Regions from separate parts of the Homo sapiens genome. Here region 2 is linked to region 1. Evidence: read pairs that join two places in POLR2A ChIA-PET (ENCODE). Cell type or tissue: A673. All regions are shown on one strand. Each heading gives the region's core, and the rest is flanking DNA. Links, peaks and the distances in the headings are about the cores only. Region 1 overlaps RPL34-DT (RPL34 divergent transcript). Region 2 overlaps RPL34-DT (RPL34 divergent transcript).

Region 1 (12,356 bases), core at 2,233-10,232:
GGTGGATCACCTGAGGTCAAGAGTTCAAGTCCAGACTGGCCAACATGGTAGAACCCCATCTCTACAAAAATACAAAAATTAGCTGGGCATGATGGCGAGTGCCTGTAATCCCAGCTACCTGGGAAGCTGAGGTGGAAGAATCGCTTTAACCTGGGAGGCGGAAGTTGCAGTGAGCCGAGATGGTGCCATTGCACTTCACCGTAGGCGACAGAGCAAGAATCCATCTCAATTTAAATAAATAAATAAATAAATATTTGCTTAATTAATTGTATCTAAAAAGCCTAACGCAAGGTCCAGCAGTTACTTAGACTTCACCGAATCCAATGAACCACTGATGGTGAAATGCACTGCAATTTTATATACCATTAAGAAAGATAAAAAAGGGTGGAAATGCCTCCAAAAAGCATGACATAATGCTTAATAAAACAATGACATTATAATTTCTTCTTGGATATATTTTTCTATTTGGTATAAGAGACATATTTAGTCACAGATATTTATCTTATCTCTTACACATACATAAAAAGAAAAATATAAACAAAAGTAATTGGTTCAATTTTCTAAACTTCTTTATATGTGTGAGTCTAAATTTGCTGAATTACCTTTCAAATAGAGTGATCAGTGTCCCTGACTTTCCCACAGTATCCATCTTCTGTACCATCTAGAGTGTTGGTGCTACACTATTTCTTAAAAGAGTACTCCTCTATTATCCCTGGGAATTTTCATCCAAGCCGCTGACACCTACCATTAGGCAAGTTTGAGGGCTAGTTCCTTACCGATTTTTGCCAAAGGTTAGATTTCAAACAATGGCCCTGATTCATGTGCCTTCCTCAAACATAAACGTCAGTTGACAGAAACACGAAGGGGCTCAGTTATCCAATTGTGCCACCAAAAAGAATAGCCAACTAGTACATCATGATTGCTTCTAGCTGACAGTATTTGTAAGCCACCAGCAATGTTAAAACTGATCACAGTTTTAGAGTTAATAAAATGTGACTATGTGTCTGATTTAGAATCAATGCAATATAATATTAATAGTATATGCTTAGTAAGTATTGTTGAATGAGTGAGATTGACAGAGAGGAAGTACATAGAGAAATAGATCTAGGAAGTTACTCCCCAGTGCATAAAAAATTTCATATTCAAACTCTTCTCTCATTGACTGAAAAATACTATGTGCCAAGCCCCAATGCTTGGTTTATTTATATACATTGTCTCATTTAATTAAATAATATAACACATAATTTCCAGGTGTTATAATCAGTTCCCAAAGTAAAAAACAGATCTACTTTAGGTATTATTCTGTCTCCAGAACTCCACATTGACCTAGACTCACAACAATATCACAATGACCATTAATTTTCATAGTTTTGCAATCAGAAAATATCTTCATAATCATTAAGAAAAGATTGAGTTCAGCATAGTTTTATTGTCAAAAATATTCTATAATAATTCCAAAAGACTGATCATCTGTGAATTGTGCACATATTTTTTAATTAAAAATTTTTATTAACTTGAAATGTTCCATATGGTTTCAAAAATCAACTATTAGAGCCAGGTGCAGTGGCTCACACCTGTAATCCCAGCTACTTGGGAGGCTGAGGTGAGAGGATCACTTGACCCCAGAAGTTCAAGACCAGCCAGCAACATAGTGAGACCCTGCTTCTAAATAAATAAACAAATTTTAAAGAATCACCTATTAAACTGAAACGCAAGGACCTATGTTCTTAACTCAAAGATGGGATAAATAGCTAGAAAAATTCATTTCAGTCTTGGATTTGAAAAGGACTGGAATGGTACAAACAATTCCAAAAGATATTTTAAAACTGTCAAAATAATTATTGAAACAAAATCAAATTTAATTATCTCTAATTTTAAAATACTGTGTAAGCACGCTATGCAGGACAGGAATTAGGAGACTAGGTGTTGTACTCCAAAAGTTAAGAAATATCCAGTTCAGTAAAACCTCCACCCACATCTATTTAAGCTCAATTCTCATAAAAGCAGGGCTGTGTGCATCTGTGCGTGTGTGTGTGTGTGTGTGTGTGTGTGTGTGTGTGTGTGTGTTTTACCAAAAATACCCAATTATCAGATCGGTGATATTCACAGCTCTTCTGATGCTGATCTTTTCAGATGATGATCTTCAGATGATGATTTTTGCTGTTCTAAGTGATGTATTAATGCTCACTTCCTTCTAGCCACAGAGCCTTGGCCCCACAAGTTGCCTGGAGGCAGCTCTGACCTACATGCAGTCAAATCATCCCAGTCACATCAGTCTCCAGGGTGATTTGAAGTGTGGGTAGTTGACATCTAAGGGATAAGTGGGAGGAAGTTCTGTGGCTGGTCTGACAGTAAGGAGGCTAATTCCTGAAAGGCAGAGAAATAAAATGTCACTCACTCCTATGAGCCCCTGTGGTTTTCAGAGCAGGATCCGATGTGTTTTCTGCCACAGTCTTAATAGGGCAATAAGTGGAGAAGGAAATGGGTGGGAGTTCTGCAAGCTTGCCAATATGTGAATGCACCCAACAATGAAGACGAGCTTTTAGTTCCCTTCCCTGGTCACTAGCCACAATGTGCATGGTGGTCAGGAGCTCTGTATCCATATGGTGAGAGTGATGCTTTGAGGTTTTGCTTGTTTTTTAATATTAGAGTGGGCAGCTCTCAATTGGATTGTCAAGCTAATATACATAGCAGCATGAAAGCCCTGCATTTACAATTAGTTCCCAGTTGAAATGGAATTATCCTTACTAATGACATGAGGGACTTTCTGATTGGGGTTCGAGATTAGAGGCATTTATTTACCTGTGTAAAGGCCAATGCAGGAGAAACCTATATGACATGGTTTGGATGTTTGTCCCCTCCAAATTTCATGTTGAAACATGACCTCCAATGTTGGAGGTGGGGCCTAGTGGAAGGTATTGAATCATGGGGGCAGATCCCTCATGAATGGCTTAGTGCCATCCCCTTGGTGATGAGTGAGTTCTTGCTCAGTTAGTTCACTTAAGATCTGGTTGTTTAAAAGAGTCTGGAGGCCAAGTTCAATGGCTCACACCTGTAATTCCAGCACTTTGGGAGGCCAAGGCAGGAGGATCACTTGAGTCCAAGAGTTCGAGACCAGCCTGGGCAACATAGTGAGATCCTGTCTCTACAAAAACAAAAAAGAAATTAGTTGAGCATGGTGGCACCCACCTATGGTCCCAGCTACTTGGGAGGCTGAGGTGGGAGGATTGCTTGGGTCCAGGAGGTTGAGGTTGCAGTGAACCATGATTGCACCACTGCACTGCAGCCCGGGTGACAGAGTGGGACCCTGTCTCAAAAAAAAAAAAAAGTCTAGGACCTCCCCCTTCTCTCCCTTGCTCCTGCTCTCACCATGTGATATGCTGGCTTCCCTTTTCACCTTCCACCATGACTGTGAGCTTCCTGAGGCACTCATCAGAAGTCGAGCCCATGTTGCTGCTATGCTTCCTGTACAGCCTGCAGAACCATGAGTGAATTAAACCCCTTTTCTTTATGAATTACCCAGCCTCAGGTATTTCTTTATAGGAATGCAAGAGGGACTAGCATACCATACCTCAGGAGAAGGAGAGAATCCACGGAACCCAGGAAAGAAAAGAAAGCCATGCTCCCGGGGAATCTCTCAGTGGCAGAATTCCAGGCTCCAGTGGTCCATGTTCATCCTGTTGCCAGGGCCAATATCCCCAGCAGGCACAAAGGGCACAGCGACTAGAGACTCACAATATGTTTAGGGCCCATGGACAGATTTTTATTTCTTTAGAAATCCGGAGGAAAAAATAAAGTTTTAGGTCAAAGAACATGTTTTAATGGGTAATGTTAATACATTCACCTTTATTCTAACCTGGTCATAAAATATACTTTTTACTTTTTTTCTAAGGAGGAAGTGCCTACTGCTCCTGAAAGTTACCATGCAGCCTTGCCTGTGATATTAGGTTAAATGATACAATATTGCTGACAACCAATTGTTTCAGGTCTACGAAACAGTTTTGATCTACTTACTACATATCTCTCGGACGACCCTTTCCTGGTTTGTAGAAAATCTCAACTCAAGCCAGGTAAAGAAGGTAATCCATTTCTTTCTCTCCCTTTCTCCTTTTCTTCTCTCTCCTTTTTCTCTATTTCTTTCCCCTTTTCCTTCTATGTGTTTCCTGGGTAGTGGGTTCTCTGTCTCTCTCTCTCTCCCCTTTCATCTTCCCCTCTCCCCCACTCTCTCTCCTTTTTCACCTCTCCTTCTGTCCCTATTTTCTTGGACTTTCTTACAGAACCAGAAGATCAGTCATCTATAGTCCTCTGGGCTCCCCAAAGAACCTTGAACTGTCACAGGCACTCACTGTGCTCCTTCTACCCTCAATGCTATCTCTATCCTCTTTCTCTAAGTCATAGATGAGTTCCAGAAGAGATCAGAAAGACCAGGTGAACTCAGATCAGGGATATCCTTAAGCTCTCTGGGGGTTGGGGCAGGAGACAAGGTCCACAGACAAACTAATGTCTTTCTTTTCTTTTTCATTTTACAAACAGGATCTCACCTTGTTGCCCAGGCTGGAGTGCAGTGGTGCAATCATAGCTCACTGTAACCTCAGACTCCTGGGCTCAAGCAATCCTCCCCACTCAGCCTCCTGAAGATCTGAGACTACAGGCTCACACCATCATGCCTGGCTAACTGAAAAAAAAAAAATTTATCAAAACAAGGTCTCACTATGTTACCCAGGCTGGTCTTGAACTCCTGGCCTCAAGTGAGCCTCTTGTTTTGGCCTTCCAAAATGCTGGGGTAACAGGCATGAGACATTGCTCCTGGCCAGACTAATTTCTTAAACTGTTTTGCTCCTCCCACACTCTTTATCTTTAGTTGCTGGGATCTTGACCTGGTAGGGAAAGTGTGGAGGAAGGAGAAAAAATGATTCTACCTATTTGCTTATCCTTAAAAATTTTTCCCATTTTAATATTTAGGACAAAAATGTGATGTTAAATTTATTTTGCAAGAATTTGCATTTTTTCCTTTCTGATCTCATCATTGAAAACCCCTAAAGAAATGAATGCCCCCTGATCTAGCTACATAAATAGGAAGTCACCAGATAAATAAGGTAAAAAGGGAAATAAGGACCAGGGCATAGAGCACATCTGCTATAACTTCCCCTATCACTCTAGCACAAATACTAATTAAATCCATTAGGGACAAACCATAGAGTTGGCTGTCATGGCGATTCTGTGGATAGAGTCCTGTCCTCAAGGAACTACATTTAGTGGAGAAAAGTAACGTACATAAATAATACAAGAAAATGAACATAAATGAGGAAGGAGGAAGTGCTCAGCGGGGGATTGATAGAAAAGCAGCCAGTATCCAGGCTCCCTCTTGGCGATGAAAGGAGCTTAAAAGCTATTCCGTGGTCACAGATGATGGCGGATTATCCACTCCAGTCTGTGGCCCAATGAGAAGGCTGAGTGACTTCTGTTAAAAAACCCAGCCCAGAAGTGTGGTTAAATATTCGGGCTTAGAGAAGTACTGCAGAGCCTGGAGGAAGAGGACACCTTTAGGCAAGGTGAGAAAAGAAAGGAATGACTGAACTCTCATGATACAGAGCTGTGAAGGGAGAAGCAGTCAGAGACTACATGGATTTGGTTCAGGGCTTTCATTTATCTGAAGATGTCAAAGAACTTTTGTGTTACGGGCTTTCGGAAATTCTGGCAGAAGGCCAGGTGCAGTGGCTTATGTCTGTAATCCCAGCACTTTGGGAGACTGAGGCAGGCAGATCACCTAAGGTCAGAAGTTCGAGACCAGCCTGGCCAATATGGCAAAACCCCGTCTCTACTAAAAATACAAAAAAATTATCCAGGTGTGGTGGCACACGCCTGTAATCCCAGCTACTCGGGAGGCTGAGGCAGGAGAATCGCTTGAACCCAGGAGGCAGAGGTTGCAGTGAGCTCAGATCGTGCCACTGCACTCCACTTCATGTAAAAAAAAAAAAAAACTCTGGGAGAAGAAAATGAGGAAGGAGGCCATATTATTATCCAGCTTCTAGAGAGAGAGTAACAAAAGCAAAATGGTTAGCTTTGAATTTATAGCAAGTCATTAGTGGAACAAGAACTGCAGAGGAGAAGGCGCAACTTCCCTTTTGTGCCAACTTTGTCTGGACTTAAATGATGAATTTGGAAGAGTGAGGTGGAGTTGGGGAGTAGTAAAGCATTAAATAACCAACCATGACTAACTGCTGAGTTTAGCCTGAATGAATTCATTCTGCAAACATAGCTGTCATCAAAACATAGCTTACGCAAGACTCCCAAATGTGCTGCATGTCACAACGTATAACTACAAATCCATGCTTTCTCTGCAAGGTCATAATCAACTGTCTGTGGTGTAGCATTTGGTATGGTTGGATAACATGGAATGGTCGCCCCAGGTGATTTCAGTTTTTATGAAAGTAGAATAGGGTAAGCATTTTATTCACTGCGTTGTTGAAGATAGATTTGTGAGGTCAACAGAGTTTTGTGGCTGCTGTTTTTAATTCGAAGAACATGCTACAACAGAATACAGCTACCTTATAGTACAAACCCAAATTTTTATTCTAGTTCTGTATTGAGCTAGCTACATAAGGCATAATTACTTTATCTTAAAACGAGGCCCCTTCTAGTCTTAGAGTGCTATGATTACCCTGTTTGGTTATTGTGAACAGCCTGGTAGGCACTTTTCTCTGAGAAGATAGGGGAACAGCTGAGAAACAATGTAAGACACCATTAAATCTACTTACAACTGAAGGTAGGAAGAAAATTAATGAATTAAGTAGGGACTCTGTGGATTTCTTTCCTACTCTTTTCCTTATCCACTAATCCTAGCTTTCAAAAAAAAGGTGGGGAATATGTAAAATGAACTGCTATAAAGGGGTGAGCCATAGGATACTCAAACCTAGTACTTCTCCACCGAGCCCATACACCAAAAAAGGCATATAGATAGAAGTTTTGACCCACGCTTGTGGTATTTTGAAAATGGGCCACGTATTTAAGAAATACCAAATTATAAATATTAGCTATATATTAGAGCTTGGTCTAGACCAGGGTTTCTCAGCCTCAGCACTACTGACATTTAGAGTGTATAATTCCTTGTTGCAGGGAGCTGAGCTGTGCATTGTAAGATGTTTAGCAGAATCCCTGGACACTGCTCACTAGATGTCAATAGCAAACTGTCCCACCTTCTAATTTTGGTAATCAAAAATGTCCTCAGACATTACCAATGTCTTCTGGGTGGTAAAGTCACCCTCTTTTAAGAACCACTGGTCTAGACAAAATGATGAGGGATATTATAATGTTTTATTTTGATGTGTCTGTCCCTGTCACCTTTCCTGTCTCCTGCCTCGGGCATTTCTCTATTCATTTATTTAAGAGGTGTTTATTAAATAACGACTACGTGCCAGGCACTGTGCTAGGAGATGAGGATACAGTAGTGAAAAAGAAAATGGTCCCTAATCATGGAGTTTACAATTTCACAGGGGAGACAATGTGAAACAAATAATTCTAAATAATACAGCATACAAAACAGAAATACAGGTTACCTGCACACACAATTACAACCACTGTTTCCCCTAATCCTATTAATATTATAGTAGATGGTTTAAGAAGGAATTAATCTACAAGAGAATGACAGTAGTAGAGGGATAGAACAACACAATTTTGAAAACTAGGAAGTAGATGGAGGAACTAGAGTGCAATATTATAATAAGAAATATATACTTGATCTCTGCCTCATTTTCTATCACATAGCTCAGAAAACCCTCAGAATCTCTGAAGTAATATGTGCCTTTTTCTATGCCACTGAGGTGTCTAATGGCTGGAAGACGACAGAACAATACCTTCAATGTTCTGAAGAAAAAATCTAATAATCAAGAATTCTATATCCATCCAAACTATTAAATAAGTGATAAATAGAAGACATTTCAAGACATTCAAGGTCTCAAATTATTTCCTAAATGTTACAGTTTTATGTGGCTTCATGGAAAAGATCTCAAAACTTAGTGACTTGTAGCAACTATATCTTTTGATTCCAAGAATTTGGATGGAGCACAGAGGAGACAGATTGTCTCTATTTCTCAATGTCTATTATCTCAGATGGGTGAGTTGAACAGCTTGGGGGTTGCTGGGCATTTCTCTCTTTCCACATAGTCTTTCACAGGTTTAGTTTGGGCTTTCTCACAGGCCACAGTGTGGGTTCCAATGGGGATGCTCCATCACCGCCACTGCCATCACCCATATCACACCAGCTTCCAAGGGCCCAAGAACTTGCTCACATGCCCAGCAACCCCCCCTCCCCCGCCATTGGCATTACCAGCACCCTCCCAAGCCACCTAGAGGCAAGGATCAACCCTCCTGGACCCAATAACACCAGTGCCGGCACAAGCTGCCTTGAAGCCAAAGAACAGGCATGCTAAGCTCACCACTACCACCACTGAGACCTGGTGACTGGCCCATGGCATCCTACTCCCCAGCAAAACTTCATCACAGTCTCAAATAATAACCACATCATAAGCCACTGAGTAAATCACAGATACCACTGATACTGTTTATAGCCAAAGAAGTCATACAGAAATTACAATACTGCATGCTCCCAAAAGAAAAGCCAAAGTGCCCTACCCAACCAACAACGTTATATACACCTTCAGGAGAAAGTCCTTCCCTAAGAAAGCAATTTCAAAAAATTGGAAGAAGCAACAGTTACACCAGATACACAAATATCAACATAAAAAAGCAAGGAAATATGAAACCTCGCAAGGAACATAATTATTCTCCTGCAACATATCCCAATCAAAAAGAAATTTATAAGCTGGGCTCAGGGCTCATGCCTGTAATCCCAACACTTTGGGAGGCCAAGGCCAGTGGATCACTTGAGGCCAGAAGTTTGAGACCAGCCTGGCCAACATGGTGAAACCCCATCTCTACTAAAAATTTTTTTAAAATTGCTGGGCATGGTGGGAGGTGCCTGTAATCCCAGCTACTTGTTAGGCTGAGGCAGGAAGAATTGCTTGAGTCTGGGAGGTAGAGGTTGCAGTGAGCTGAGATCACACCACTGCACCCTGGCCTGGGCAACAGAATGACATCTCAAAAATAAATAAATTTATAAAATTCCAGATAAAGAATTCAAAATACTGATTTTAAAGAAGCTCTGTGAGATACAAGAGAATTCTTGAAGAAGTCAGATAAACAGTTCAGAATATGAATCAGAAATTTACTAAAGACATAGACATTTTTAAAAAGAACCAAACAGAAATTCTGGAAGTGAATAGTTCATTGAATGAAATACAAAATACATCTAAAAACTTCATCAACTGACTAGATTGAGCAGAAGAAAGAATATCAGAAATTGAACATGGGTCAGGGCCAAGAATATTAGATCCAGCAAAATTATCCTTTGTAAATGAAGAAGAATTAAAGTCTTTCCTAGACAAGCAAATGCTGAGGGAATTCATTACCACTAGACCAGCTCTACAAGAAATGCTCAAGGCCATCCTAAACCTGGAAGCAAAAGAATGTCATTTGCCATCATGAATACACATCAAACTGTAAATCTCACTGGTAAAGAAATCACACAGTGGAGGAAAGGACTCAAATGGTACCATGACAGAAACCCACCAAACCACAATGACAAACAATAACAGAAAAAAAAATTAACAAAGAATATATTGAAAATCAGAAAACAATTAGCAATGTGACAGGAACAAAACCTCACATAGCAATGTAAATGGATCAAATTATCCAATTGAAAGATACAGAATGGTTGAATTGATATTTTTTAAATGATTCAGCTATATGCTGCTTTTGAGGAATTCATCTCACTAGTAAAGACATATAGACTGAAAGCAAAGGGATGAAAAAAGACATTCCATGCAAATGGAAACCGAAAGTGAGTAGGAGCAGCTATATCCGATAAAACAGACTTTAAGTCAAGAACAGTTAAAAAAAAGAAAGGACAAAGATGATAATTATATGTTAGTGAAAGTCAATCCAGCAAGAGAATACAACAATTCTAAACATATATGCACCCAAGGCTGGAACACCCAGATTCATAAAGCAAATATTCCTATATCTAAAGAGAGAGATAGACTGTAGTACAGGAATAGTGGGGGATTTCCCAACACCCCACTCTCAGCATTACACAGCTTATCTAGACAGAAAATTGACACAAAAAATTGAACTTAAAGTAGGCTTTATTTAGTCATTTACAGAACATTCTATCCAACAACTGCCAAATACACATTCTGCTCATTAGCATATGGAACATGCTCCAAGACAGACTATATGTAAGGCCACAAAATAAGTCTCAGAAAATTTTTAAAAATCAAGTTCATATCAAGTATTTTCTCAGATCACAATAGAATAAAGCTAAAAATCAATATCATGAGAAACTCTCAAAACTAGACAAATACAAGGACATTAAACAACATGTTCTTGAACGACCATTGAGCCAATGAGGAAATCAAAACAGAAATCAAAAAATTTCTTGAAACAAATGAAACATAAATATCAAACATACCAAAACCTGTGGAATACAGCAAAAGCAGTGCTAAGTGAGAAGTTTATAGGACTAAATGCCTGCACCAAAAAGGTAGAAAAATTACAAAGGAGCATTCTAATAATGCACCTTGAGGAGTTAGAAAACCAAGAACAAATTAAATCAAAAATTAGCAGAAGAAAAGAAATAATAAAGATTGGAACAGAACTAAATGAAATAGAGACTTAAAAAAATACTAAAGATTAACAAAATGAAACGTTGGTTCTTCAAAAAAATAAACAATATTGATAAACCACTAGCTAGACTAACCAAGAAGAAAGAAGATCCAAACAAAAACAGAAATGAAAAAGGAAACATTACGACTGACATCACAGGAATACAAAAGATCATCAGAGACTACGATGAACAATTATACACTGACAAACTGGAAAACCTGTAAGATACAGATAAATTCCTGAAAACATACAACCTACCCAGATTCAATCATGAAGAAATAGAACACCTGAACAAACCAATAACAGGTAGTAAGATTGAATGAGTAAGACAACAACAACAAAAAGCCCAGGACCAGATAGATTTACAGCTGAATTCTACCAAATGTACAAAGCACTAATATCAATCTTCTTGAAGTTATTTCAAAATATCAGAGAGGAGGGAATTCTTCCTAACTCATCTATGAGGTCAGCATCACCCTAATATCAAAACTACAAGGAGACAACAAAAAAGAAAACTACAGGCCAATATCTCTGATAAACATAGACACAAAAATCCTCAACAAAATACTAGCAAACCAAATCCAACAGCACATCAAAAAGATAATACCCCAGGGCCTGGCAGAGTGTATTATCTTTTTGATGTGCTGTTGGATTTGCTATTGGATTATCACATCTGTAACCCCAGCACTTTCAGAGGCCAAGGCAAGGTGGTAGGATTACTTGAGCCCAGGAGTTCAAGACCAGTATGGGCAACATAGTGAGACCCCATCTCTACAAAAAATACAAAAATTAGTCAGGTGTGTTGGCATCCACCTGTAGTCCCAGCTATTCAGGAGGCTTACGTGGGAGGATTGCTGGAGCCCAGAAGGTTGAGGCTGTAATAAGCTAAGATCACACCACTGCACTCCAGCCTGGGCAACATAAGGAGATCCTGTCTCAAACAAACAAACAAATAAACAAAAAACAAAAAGATAATATACCATGATCACATGAGATTTATACCAGGGATATAACAATGGTTCAACATATGCAAGTCAATAAACATGATATATCATGTCAACAGAATGAAGGACAAAAACTACATAATCATCTCAATAGATGCAGAAAAATCACTTAATAAAATTCAACATGGCTGCATGATTAACAAAAAAAACTCTCAACAAACTATGTATAGAAGGAACATACCACAAAATAAGAAAGGCCATATACAACAAACCCACAACTAGCAGCATACTGAATGTGGAAAAGTTGAAGGCCTTTCCTCTAAGAACTAGAACACGACAAGTATGCTCACTTTCACCACTCCTGTTCAACACAGTGCTGGAAGTCCTAACCAGAGCAATCAGACAAGTGAAAAAAATAAACAGCATCCAAAATGGAAAAGAGGAAGTTAAATTGTCCCTCTTTGCTATTGATATGATATACCTAGAAAAAACTAGACTACACACACACACACACACATGCACACGCGTGCACACACACACACAACTCTTAGATTTGATTAATGAATTCAGTAAAGCTGCAGGATGCAAAATCAATGCCCAAAAATCAGTGGTATTTCTATACATCAATAATGATCTAGCCAAGAAAGAAATCAAGAAGGCATTCCAATTTACAATAGCTACAAAAACAAA
Region 2 (12,356 bases), core at 2,276-10,275, 59 kb after region 1:
TCTCGAACTCCTGACCTCAAGTGATCCACCCACCTCGGCCTCCCAAAATGCTGGGATTACAGACGTGAGCCACTGCACCCAGATTGGCTTGGGTTGTTTTTTTTTTTTTTTTGAGACAGAGTTTCACTCTTGTTGCCCATGCTGGAGTGCAATGGCGCAATCTCGGCTAACCACAACCTCCGCCTCCCAGGTCCAAACAATTTTCCTGCCTCAGCCTCCCAAGTAGCTGGGATTAGAGGCATGCACCACCATGCTCCACTAATTTTGTATTTTTTTAGTAGAGATGGGGTTTCTCCATGTTGATCAAGCTGGTCTCAAACTCCTGATCTCAGGTGATCCGCCCACCTCAGCCTCCCAAAGTGATGGGACTAAAGGCACGAGCCACTGCACCCAGCCCTTGGCTCTGTCTTAAAACAACAACAACAAAAACATTTTCAGACAATCAAGGTCTCAAAAACTTAATTCCCATGTACTCTTTCTCAAGAAGCTATTAAGGATATGCTCCCACCAAAATGAATGGAAAAAAAGAATTAAAAAAGAAGAAAACATGGTATGCTGGAGGTTTTTCTGCACTCTAATCTGTGTCATGGGAAGTTGACCATTATGGATTGTATTACAGATTCACGTGCCCTGTGGTTGTGTTCAGACAAGGAGAGCCACCAGCAAGAAATCTGGAGGACAGAATGACAAAGACAGAGTAGGGCCTTGTGAAATTTAAAAAACCTGTGAGGTAACCAACACCCATTTTGTCACTCATTTCTCACTGACCTCTATCTTACTTTTGCTTTTCTTTCTTTCCTGTCTTCTTAGTCTGCTCCAACTTTCTTACTCTTCTCCCGCTCCTTCAATAAAGAAGCTTCAAAAGCAGTCTCCATCAGCATGCATAACCATGAATGGGGCAAATTGATCAAAAGAGGCAGTACAGCCTAAAGGATAAAAGGGCATGGGTTATAAAGTCAGAAAATAGTGAGTTCAAGTTCCAGCTCTGCCACTTAACAGAGGGGTGATCCTGGGCAAGTTACTCCTAATGTAATACAAGGAAAATTATCAGTATATCCACCTCATGGATGTATAGGGTGGTTAAATACGATTAATAAATGCAAAATCTTGGCCAGGTGCGGTGGCTCACGCCTGTAATCCCGGCACTTTGGGAGGCCGAGGCTTGAAACTGGGAGGCGGAGGTTGCAGTGAGCCGAGATTGCACCACTGCACTCCAGCCTGGGCAACCAGAGTGAATCTCCATCTCAAAAAATAAAAAAAATTAAATGTAAAATCTTAGGACAGTGAGTCACAAATTAAACTCTCAATGAATGGTAGCAATAATTAACATAAATTAAAAGTGCCGGCCAGGCACAGTGGCTAATGCCTGCAATCCCAGCACTTTGGAAGGACGAGGCGGGCGGATCACCTGAGTTCAGGAGTTCAAGACCAGCCTGACCAACATGGATAAATCCTGTCTCCACTAAAAATACAAAATTAGCCAGGTGTGGTGGTGCATGCCTGTAATCCCAGCTACTCAGGAGGCTGAGGCAGGAGAATCGCTGGAACCCGGGAGGTAGAGGTTGCAGTGAGCTAGCTGAGATTGCACCATTGCGCTGCAGCCTGGGCAATAAAAGCAAAACTCCATCTCAAAAAAAAAAAAAAAGTGCCATCCACCTGGTGAGAGACAGCTAGATTGCTTTCAATTCTCCACTTCACAAATATTTAAAAAAAAATTCATATGTGGCTTATGTAGATAATAATGCTATTCTGCAAATATTTCCAGACCTTTTACTCAGCACAGAGTAGGACTGCACTTCCTAGCTACTTATTTTCCCCTTGATGATAAGTGTGACGAAGAGACTACTTTGGTGGAGGAAATGTGAATTTAACTGATATGTATTACTTAAGGGTAAAAGCTCTCAGAACCCATGTAGAATTTTAATTAACTTTCAGATTACTAGTGAATGTCTTTGTCACTGAATTACCTATTAATATGCTTTACACATTTTTATTTTTTTTAAATTTTGGGTTGTTTTTGCTATATAGGATTTCTATGTCTACGCTGGGTCTGTGACAATTGAGCACTTGAAATGCAGCTAGAAATGAATTTTTCATTTCATTTCACTCCATTTAATTTAAATTTAAAACTGAAGCAGCATTTTGGTAAATGTACGTTTTACTTTAACTTATGTTAAGATATTGTTATTGTTTTATTATAGTACACATTTTTCTTATACATTATATATATTATACATACATTATTTCTTATGTGTTATACATAATATTCTTATGTATTATACATAACATATTCTTATGTATTATTTCTTATGTATTATACATAAAAACATCACCAATGTAGCCAGTACCAATGGACTGATTTGGTTTGAATGATTTTTTTCTGTGAACTATGTAACACTGCAATGTGTTTATTTGAATATTTTGTGCAAACAACAAGAGTTATAGTGATACCTACTTAAACCATCCTTCATAATTAAACTTATCCATCCTGCCAATCTCTGCCTTTTAATTGGCGTATTTAGATTAGTTATATTGAAAGTAATGATTGGTGTGCTGGGCTTAAGTTGGCTATTTTATTAATTGTTTACTGTTTGTTCCCTCTGTTTTTCATTCCTCTGTTTCCCCTTTCTCACCTTTCTGTGGGTCACTTGAAAATGTTTTAGAATTACATTTTGACTTTATAGTTTTTTGAGTATATTTCTTTGAATAGTTTTCTTAATGGTTTCCCTAGGTATTACAATATACTTGCATAATTTATCACAGTCTAACAGCGTTGACATTTTACCACTTTGAGTGTAGAAACCTTACTTCCATTAGGTCCTTTCACTCTTTCACTTTTTTAAATTGAAATGTTTGTTCTGCTAATTGTAGATTCACATGCAGTTGTAAGAAATAACAGAGATAGATTCCTTATATGCTGATTCCAGTTTTCCTCAATGGTAAAACTTTAAAAAACTGTATCATAACAGTATAACTAGGATACTGACATTGATACAATCCACAGATCATATTCAGATTTCCCATTGGAATCATTTGCATGTGTGTGATGTATTAAGTTCCATATATATATTATATATATGTATATGTGTATATATACGTGTGTGTGTGTGTGTGTGTGTGTATATATATATATATATATTTTTTTTTTTTTTGAGATAGAGTCTCCCTCTGTTGCCCAGGCTGGAGTGCTGTGGCACAATCTCGGGTCACTACAACCTCTGCCTCCCGGGTTCAAGCCATTCCCCTGCCTCAGCCTCTCAAGCAGCTGGGATTACAGGCTCCCACCACCACACCCGGCTAATTTTTGTATTTTTAGTAGAGACAGGTTTCACCATGTTGGCCAGGCTGTTCTCGATCTCCTGACCTCAGGTGATCCACCCACCTTGGCCTCTCAAAGTCCTGGGATTACAAGCATGAGCCACCACACCCGGCCAAGTTCCATATATTTTTATCTTCTGTGCAGGTTTGTGTATCTACTGCCACAGTCAAGATGCTAAACAGTTCCAACACGACAGGGAGCCCACCTGATGCCTTTTACACCCACATCCACCTCCCTCCCACCTCTGCCAACCACTTTTTAAGATTCTAGACTAACAAGATGACTAATATCCTAAAATATCCTGCATTCTGCAGAGAAACTTGGAATAATGTACAAATTAAATCCATTACTTCTCATCCCTTCAGAAATTATCAAATAATCATAAAAAGGCAGGATATTGAAATTGATGCAATCTACTGATTATATTCAGATGTTCTAATTTTACTGGTATTCATTTGTGTGTGTGTGTGTGTTTATATATTGTTTTCTGTTTTTGTCTTTATTTTTATTATGTGTTTATATATTGTTTTATACAATGTTATCACCTATGTAGGTCATGTACCCACTACTACAATCAAGATATTCAACTGTTCCAAAACACAAAGATCCTCTGTGTTGCTCTCATAACCACATCCTCCTACCTTCCCCTGCCCCCACCCTCTGGCAACCATTTATCCTGGCAATATATATCCATTTCTAAAATTTCGTCATTTCAAAATGTTAGAAAGATGAAATCACACAGTATACAACCTATAGGTGGCTTTTTTTTAATTCAGCATAATTCCCTAGCAATTTATCCCTCCCCACCTCTTAAACATAATGTCTTAAGTATTTCCTCCACATACATTGAATATCACATCCAATTGGTATTATAATTTTTTAATCCTGTGATGGGCAGAATAATGCCCACTCTCAAAGATGTCCACATCCTAATAACCCAAAACAGTTAATAGGTTATGTGGCAAAGGAGAAGTAAGGGAGCAGATGGAATTAAGGCTGCTAATCAGCTGACTTTAAAAAGAGAGATTATTCTATACTATCAAGGGGAGCCCAATATAGTCGTAAGGATTCATAAAAGTGGAAGAGCAGTCAGTTCTATGCCCAGAGTCCCAGCTACTGGGGAGGATGAGGTGAGAGGATTGCTTGAGCCAAGGAGTTCCAGGCCACTCTGGGCAATATAGCAAGACCCCATCTCACACAAATGTACAGACGGACAGACAGACAGACAGACAGACAGACATAAGTGTGGGAGAGAGAGACAAAAAAGAAAACCAGAGAGGTAGCAGTGTGAGTGTGAGACGGACTCAACCAACACTGCTGTCTTTGAACGTGGAAAAAAGGTGCCATGAGCCAACAAAAGCAGCTGTCCTCTAGAAAATGGGAGAGACAAGGAAATGCAGTCTCCCCTAGTCTCCAGAAGGAATGCAGCCCTGCTGACACCTTGATTTTAGCCTAGTGAGACTCATTTTGTGCTTCTGCTCTCTAGAACTATCAGATAATACATTTGTATTGTTTAAGCCCTTGTGTTTGCAGTGACTTGTTAGAGCTGCAATAGGAAACAAATTTAAACCATTAAACATAATTTTTAAAACATAAGAGATAAAAAATATTCTATTATAGTTACCCTATTTTTTCTCATTCCGTTGTTCTTTCTTTCTTTCTAAAGTTCTATGCCTGCTGCTATCATTTCCTTTGAAGAATATCCTTAGTCATTCTTTAAAGGTAGGTCAACTGGTAATTCTCTTAGTTTCCTTCGTCTGAGAAGAAATTAAATTTAAATACCCAGTATTGTAACCATAATAAAATCATTTTTATTTTATTTTTTTAATTTTTTTCTTTGTTTTTATTATTATTATTATTACTATTATTATACTTTAAGTTTCAGGGTACATGTGCACAATGTGCGGGTTAGTTACATATGTATACATGTGCCATGCTGGTGTGCTGCACCCATTAACTCGTCATTTAGCATTAGGTATATCTCGTGCTAACCCTCCCCCCTCCCCCCACCTCACAACAGTCCCCAGAGTGTGATGTTCCCCTTCCTGTGTAGCTTAAAAATGAACCAAATTTAAATATAAAATGAATGCATACCACTAATGCAGAATAAAGTGGAGATACAGAAACTAGTACTACAACTGGGCTATTAAAAGAAAAGGACTGGCCGGGTGCAGTGGCTCACGCCTGTAATCTTAGCACTTTGGGAGGCCGAGGCGGGCAGATCACCTGAGGTCAGGAGTTCGAGAGCTGCCTGACCAATATGGTGAAACCCCATCTCTACTAAAAACACAAAAATTAACCGGGCATGGTAGCGGGTGCCTGTAATCTCAGCTACTCAGGAGGCTGAGGCAGGAGAATCGCTTGAACCCAGGAGGCAGAGGTTGCAGTGAGCCAAGATCGTGCCATTGCACCCCAGCCTGGGGGACAGAGCAAGACTCCGTCTCAAAAAAAAAAAAAAAAATGCCGGGCGCAGTGGCTCACGCCTGTAATCCCAGCACTTTGGGAGGCCGAGACGGGTGGATCATGAGGTCAGGAGATCGAGACCATCCTGGCTAACACAGTGAAACCCCGTCTCTACTAAAAATACAAAAAATTACCCAGGTGTGGTGGCGGGCGCCTGTAGTCCCAGCTACTCGGGAGGCTGAGGCAGGAGAATGGCGTGAACCCGGGAGGCAGAGCTTGCAGTGAGCCAAGATCGCACCACTACACTCCAGCCTGGGGGACAGAGCAAGACTCCGTCTCAAAAAAGAAAAAAAAAAAAAGAAAAGGACTGAAAGAAAGCATGTCACAAATTCTACGATGAATGGAAATTGCAATTTGCTGTAACACAGCAAAATGAAAAAAGCTATTTGTGTGTAAAAAATATTTTAAGCAATAAATTAGACAATATTAAGAGACATTTTAAGTAAATACATAATGAATTTGGTAAGACATTTCCCCTTGGAAGTCAAAAAAGAAATCAAAATTGTAGTTCAAAATAGGAGTTGAATATACGACCAAAAAATCCTTAATGCTTCTTAACAGGATCTGAGATTATAATTTTATTTTATTTATGTTTTTAAGACAGAGTCTTGCTGTGTTGCCCAGGCTGGAGTGCAGTGGCACGATCTTGGCTCACTGCAACCTCTGCCTCCCAGGTTCAAGCGATTCTCATTCCTCAGCCTCCCAAGTAGCTGGGACTACAGGTGCACGCCACCAGGCCTGGTTAATTTTTTTGTATTTTTTGGTAGAGATGAGATTTTGCCATGTTGGTCAGGCTGGTTTCAAACTCCTGACCTCAGTTGATTTGCCCACCTCAGCCTCCCAAAATGCTGGGATTACAGGCATAAGCCACCGCACCTGGCCCCTGAGCTTGTAATTTTAGACAGCTAAAAGATGTGTTGGATTCTTACAGAAAGAAAGGAGGGAGGGGAGGAAGGAAACAGAAAAGGAAGGAAGGAAGGAAGGAAGGAAGGGAGGGAGGGAGGGAGGGAGGGAGGGGAAAGGGAGGGATGAAAAATGAAAGTCATTTTAAGTCAGATAGTAAAACAAATTATTTCAGTTGTGGAAATTTTGCTAGAAAATTATGAGAAAAAGACTAAAGAAGATATTTTACAAAAAGTGAAAGACCTTCAACTAAGCCATTAAAAAATGGCCCATAGATTACAAGAACTTTCCAACGATACAGTATCAAAGATCAATTGATTAACAATTTAAAAAATTACAAGTACTTTTCTTTAGCTTTAAAATGGATGATGTGATATAAGAGACAATGTCAGCCGGGCATGGTGGCTCACATCTGCATTCCCAGCACTTTGGGAGGCCAAGGCGGGTGGATTACCTTAGGTCACAAGTTCAAGACCAGCCTGGCTAACATGGTGAAACCCCGCCTCTATTAAAAAAAAAAAAAATTAGCCAGGCGTGGTGGCAGGCACCTGGAAACCCAGCTACTCGGGAGGCTGAGGCAGGAGAATCACTTGAACCTGGGAGGTGGAGGTTACAGTGAGCCAAGATCGTACCATTGCACTCCAGCCTGGGCTACAGAGTGAGACTCTATCTCAAAAAAATGACAATGTCTATTAATACTTTGGGTATATTTGTGTCTCAAAGGACTTCCAAAACTATGAAGTTTTATTAAATTTGAATTAAAAACACCTAAATTTCTGGAGCAGTTTTTCATCTTTTATAACCATCAAAGAAGAATTTGTGCCTATAATGACAGATGGTGGCCCATATATGTTAGGTAAAAATCCAGATTTGTTGGAATGGTAAGACAAGAGATTTCTATTTCATTTATTGCTTTGTTCCACTGTATGATATGTATTGAAAATCTTTGTGCTCAGTTTTTTAAAGCACACCATATGAAAACTGTTATGGAGTACAATTACTTTAAAGTCATTTAGGGCCAGGCGTGGTGCCTCACACCTGTAATCCCAGCACTTTGGGAGGCCAAGGCAGGCAGATCACCTGAAGTCAGGTGTTCAAGATCAGCCTGGCCAACATGGTGAAACCCAGTCTCTACTAAAAATACAAAAATTAGCTCGGCATGGTGGCGGGTGCCTGTAATCCCAGCTATTCGGGAGGCTAAGGCAGGAGAATCGCTTGAGCCCAGGAGGCAGAGGTTTCAGTGAGCCGAGATCGCATCACTTCACTCCAATCTGGGTGACACAGCAAGACTGCCTCTAAATAAATAAATAAATGTCATTTAGTATCTATACACTAATGCTATAAATCATTGCCAAGTTATGGAACTTTTGAAAGAAATAGACTGATAGAATTAAGACTGATTTTCTTAATCTTGTGTTCTCTGCCTGTGCTCATTGATAATAGTTGTGGAAGAATTTTTATTTTATTTTATTTTTATTTTTTTTTTGAGATGGAGTCTCGCTCTGTCACCCAGGCTGGAGTGCAGTGGCACAATCTCAGCCCACTACAAGCTCTGCCTCCTGGGTTCACGCCATTCTCCAGCCTCAGCCTCTCAAGTAGCTGGGACTACAGGTGCCCGCCACCAAGCCCGGCTAATTTTTTTTTTTTTTTTTTTTTTTTTAGTAGAGATGGAGTTTCACCATGTTAGCCAGGATGGTCTCAATCTCCTGACCTCGTGATCCACCCGCCTCGGCCTCCCAAATTGCTGGGATTACAGGCGTGAGCCACTGCGCCCGGCCAAGAATTTTTAGAAAGTACTTTTAACTCCAATTTAATATGTTCCTGAATTGGAAGGAATATTCAATAATCAAAGACAAAATGACAATATGATTTATGTTTTCTCACAGATATCACACTACATATGAAAGAGCTAAATTTTAAACTCCAAAAGAAAGGAAGAGCTTATTAGTGATTTAGCCAGACAGGAACAACAATTTATGTTGAAATTGAAACTCTTCATAATAAAAATCAGAAACAATGACTTTATACATTTTTTTTTTTTTTGAGACAGGTTCTCACTCTGTTGCCCAGGCTGGAGTACAGTGGTGCAATCTCAGCTCACTTCAATCTCTGCCTCCTGGGCTCAAGTGATCCTCCAGCCTCAGACCCTCAAGTAGCTGGGACTACAGGTGCGAGCCAGCATGCCTGACTAATTTTTTTTGTATTTTTTGTAGAGACAGGGTTTCACCGTGTTGCCCAGGCTGGTATTGAACTGAGCTCAAGCAATCCACCCACCTCACCCTCCTAAAGTGCTGGGATTACAGGCGTGAGCCACTATGCCTGGCCAGAATGGTTTTAGTTTTTAATGTGACTAAAAATTTTAAATTACATATGTGACTCACATTTCATTTCTAGTGGACAGCACTGATGTAAATATTATCCTTTGTTTTTGATGCTGCAACTATCTTCTCCTTGTCTATTAACTTTGTTTTTGGTAACCTTTGCTGAAAAAAATGCTGTAACATTAATGTAGCTAAGTCATCAATTTTCCACTTATTGTTTGTACTTCAATGGTTTAATAAACTCCACAAAGATAATTCTTTATTTTCTTCTTCTGGTTCTGAATACTCACCTGTCTCATTTAGGTCTTTAATTCATTTAGAGTCCATCTTTCTATAGTGTAACGTAAAAGTCCAGCTTTTTCTCCAGATGATGAGCCAGTTTTCCCAATACTATATTCTAAACAAGGCATTCTTTTCCATTTTTACCACATTTATTGTATATCAAATTCCCATATGCACACAGATCTATTTCTGAACTCTCCCTCTGTTCCGTTCATCTGTTCCTACACCAGAACCACACTGCTTTTGCTTTGTAATATTCCTCAATAACTAGTAGGTTGAATCACTCATTCGTATGCTGATATAAATATATCAGCCTAAAACATCCCAACAAAAGTTTCTTTACTTTCCCTTTGCTTTATCTTATCGGCTATAGAGTTTGGCCTTTTAAGTAATATTAATAAATATTGCCATTAGAACTTTCTTTGACTGCCTTTTCTTTAAGGATGTTTTTCTCAGTAGATCTTTTAGAGCTGTGATAGAGTTAAAAACTCATCTGCTCATATCTGATAAACCACATGGATGATGAGCAAACCTCTAGTGAGCACCTGCTATTGCAACTGTCTCTTGCATCAGTTAGAGTTCTTTGGCTTCCACTGATAAAAATCAGTGGAGGAAAAGCTGAACAGCCAGGATTCAAGAAGAACAAGAATCAATGTTGGCTACTCTAACCTTCTCTTACTCAATAAGACATGAGTTCTTCAAACTCTTCCTCTCATACCTGTTTACTTTTTTTTTTTTTAAACTGGTTTCTTGAGAAAAAAAAAAAAAGAGAAAGGACAGATGTTTTACCTCTTTCCTAACCACGTGGTATCTTCAGTCTCATATTATTGTTATTAATATTTATTATACCAGACAGACAGCTCTGGGGATAAAGGAATCGATAGCTAGTGTTTCCAAGGGAAATGGATCAGCTGTAATCATTTCCCTTCTTTGCATCATTCCACTTATAAATCAGTTTTTAGGAGATGGAATAAGATTTAGACCAAAGCAGGTTCCCCTAGCATGGGCACTAAAGGATCACTCTCTTATTTGGTGCCATCGTTGTTTTCCAAAATTCAATTACATTTTAACCATGTAACTCTCTCATTCAGACACTTTAAGCAACTTTCAGTGTCTACAAATTAAATACAGATTCCTTAGCGTGGCATTCAAGGTCTTCCTAATATGACCACAACTTGCCCTTGTAGGCATATCCTATACTTTCCCATCTTCAGGCTTTTGTTGTGTTATTTCTTCTTTGTGAAACACCTTTGCCTTTGGAAATTCTACCAGTGTCTTAAGGCGTATTTCAAATGCCACATCCTCAATGTTGGCTATCTAACCTTCTCCCACTCAATAAGACATGAGCTGTCCTTCAAACTCTTTCTCTCATACCTGTTTTACCTTTTTCTAAAACAAAAAACAAACAAACAACAACAAAAAAATGGTTTCTTGAGAAAGGACAGATGTTTTACCTCTTTCTTACCATGTGGTGTCTTCAGTCTCATATTATTGTCATTAATATTTATTATATTATCTATTCTCTGAGCAGCCCTTGCATCCTTCTCCTTCCCTTTTTGCTTGTTACCCAGAGTTGGCTTCTGTTGCCTGCAACTAAAGAACCATGATATAATTTTTTGGTCTCTTTTAATTAGTTTAGACAATTAGACTCCTGCACATTTCTGTCACACTTGCTTGTTGTGGTTTATTCTTGACTGAATCTTTATGAAAGACACAAAATTAGAAGTTTTTAAAAAATGTTTTTTCCGTCTGCATTTGGTAGGGTATAGGGATTAAGGCTGGAAATCAGGGTAGGGTAAGGGGCACAAAACACAAATAGAAAAGACAGAGGAAGAGAACAGAATAAACGAAGGGGTAAGTTTTTAAAATATGTTGAAGTGCCCTCCCCTCAGAGAGATTAGATCAGGTAGAAGCAACAGTTTGAGAACTGATGCAAGGCTGAAAAATGGGTACTGGGGGGTGGGAGTGAGGTGAGAAATGTAGTGAATGGCCAAGGCTTTAAGAATTTTTAAATCCTTTGGAGAGGAAAATGAATGCAAGGCCCAGATTCAGCAGAAAGTCTCTCAGGATTCATGGAAGTCCATATTCTGAGGTAATGGTGCTTGAGCCTATAACAGTTATAAGAATTTTCAAGAAGAGTTTTGGTTTTTTAAAAAATATATGAATTATTGCTTATATAATTTATTTTTATTTTTATTTTATATGGAGTCTCACTCTGTCACCCAGGCTGGAGTGCAGTGGCGTGATTCCAGCTCACTGCAGCCTCTGCCTCCTGGGTTCAGGCGATTCTTGTGCCTCAGTCTCCCAAGTAGCTGGGATTACAGGTGCCTGCCACCATGCTTGGCTAATTTTTGCATTTTTAGTAGAGATGGGCTTTTACCATGTTGGCCAGGCTGTTCTTGAACTCCTGACCTCAAGTGATCCGCCTGCCTTGGCCTCCCAAAGTGCTGGGATTACAGGCGTGAGCCACTGTGCCCGGCCAGAATTATCGCTTATATAATTTATATTTTGGGGTTGACATTAGTAAATATAGAAGTGGGGGAGCAGGACATAAATGTGGGGAGGGGGAATCATCGGAGCTTAGGAGTGAAAGACTGTAGTTTTACTTCAATATTTCCAGTCCCTGGCACTGCACTGACACAAAAAGAACCCTCAAACGCTTATGAGTAAATCGGTAAGTTGATGAATGAATAAAGTAGCAAAAAATCAGGATCCGTGAGCTATTCTGAAGGATTTCAGAGATGCTGCAAATTTGCAAGAGTAGGAATGACCATGGAGAGAATGTTCTTACATAGTTCAGTTTAACTGAAATATTTGTGAGATACATACTCTGTGCTCTGCACCTGCACTTCGGGAAAATACAAAGACAAGGAACAGTCCCTACTCCTACATAACTCACAATTCTGTATGTGAACAGGGAGAAATCGCAATATTAATAGCAATTATATGAGACTGAAGATACTACATAGCAAGAAAGAGGTAAAACATCTGTCCTTTCTCAAGAAACCAGTTTAAAAAAAAAAAAAGTAAAAAGATATGAGAGGAAGAGTTTGAAGGACAGCTCATGT

Evidence for each region. Peaks named below come from ENCODE experiments on the same cell type or tissue, not always from the same donor. Only the 100,000 strongest peaks of a DNase experiment are listed, where the experiment ranks them.
Region 2: POLR2A ChIA-PET joins it to region 1 with 18 read pairs; 3 of 35 experiments call an interaction of 5 or more read pairs at or near these places.

What each region holds. Positions count from the first base shown.
Region 1 is chr4:108,538,448-108,550,803 of GRCh38, forward strand. RPL34-DT (RPL34 divergent transcript) reads right to left here. Exons shown (of 4, transcript NR_026968.1): 3 at 3,572-3,769; 4 at 1-2,367. Among named protein-coding and RNA genes, the nearest start is that of RPL34-DT, 76 kb to the right of the region's middle. In A673, for the core only: no CTCF peak of the experiment used is centred there; DNase peaks (open chromatin) are centred at 2,384, 5,344 and 6,214.
Region 2 is chr4:108,597,770-108,610,125 of GRCh38, forward strand. The region is part of intron 1 of RPL34-DT (RPL34 divergent transcript); the gene reads right to left. Among named protein-coding and RNA genes, the nearest start is that of RPL34-DT, 17 kb to the right of the region's middle. In A673, for the core only: no CTCF peak of the experiment used is centred there; no DNase peak of the experiment used is centred there.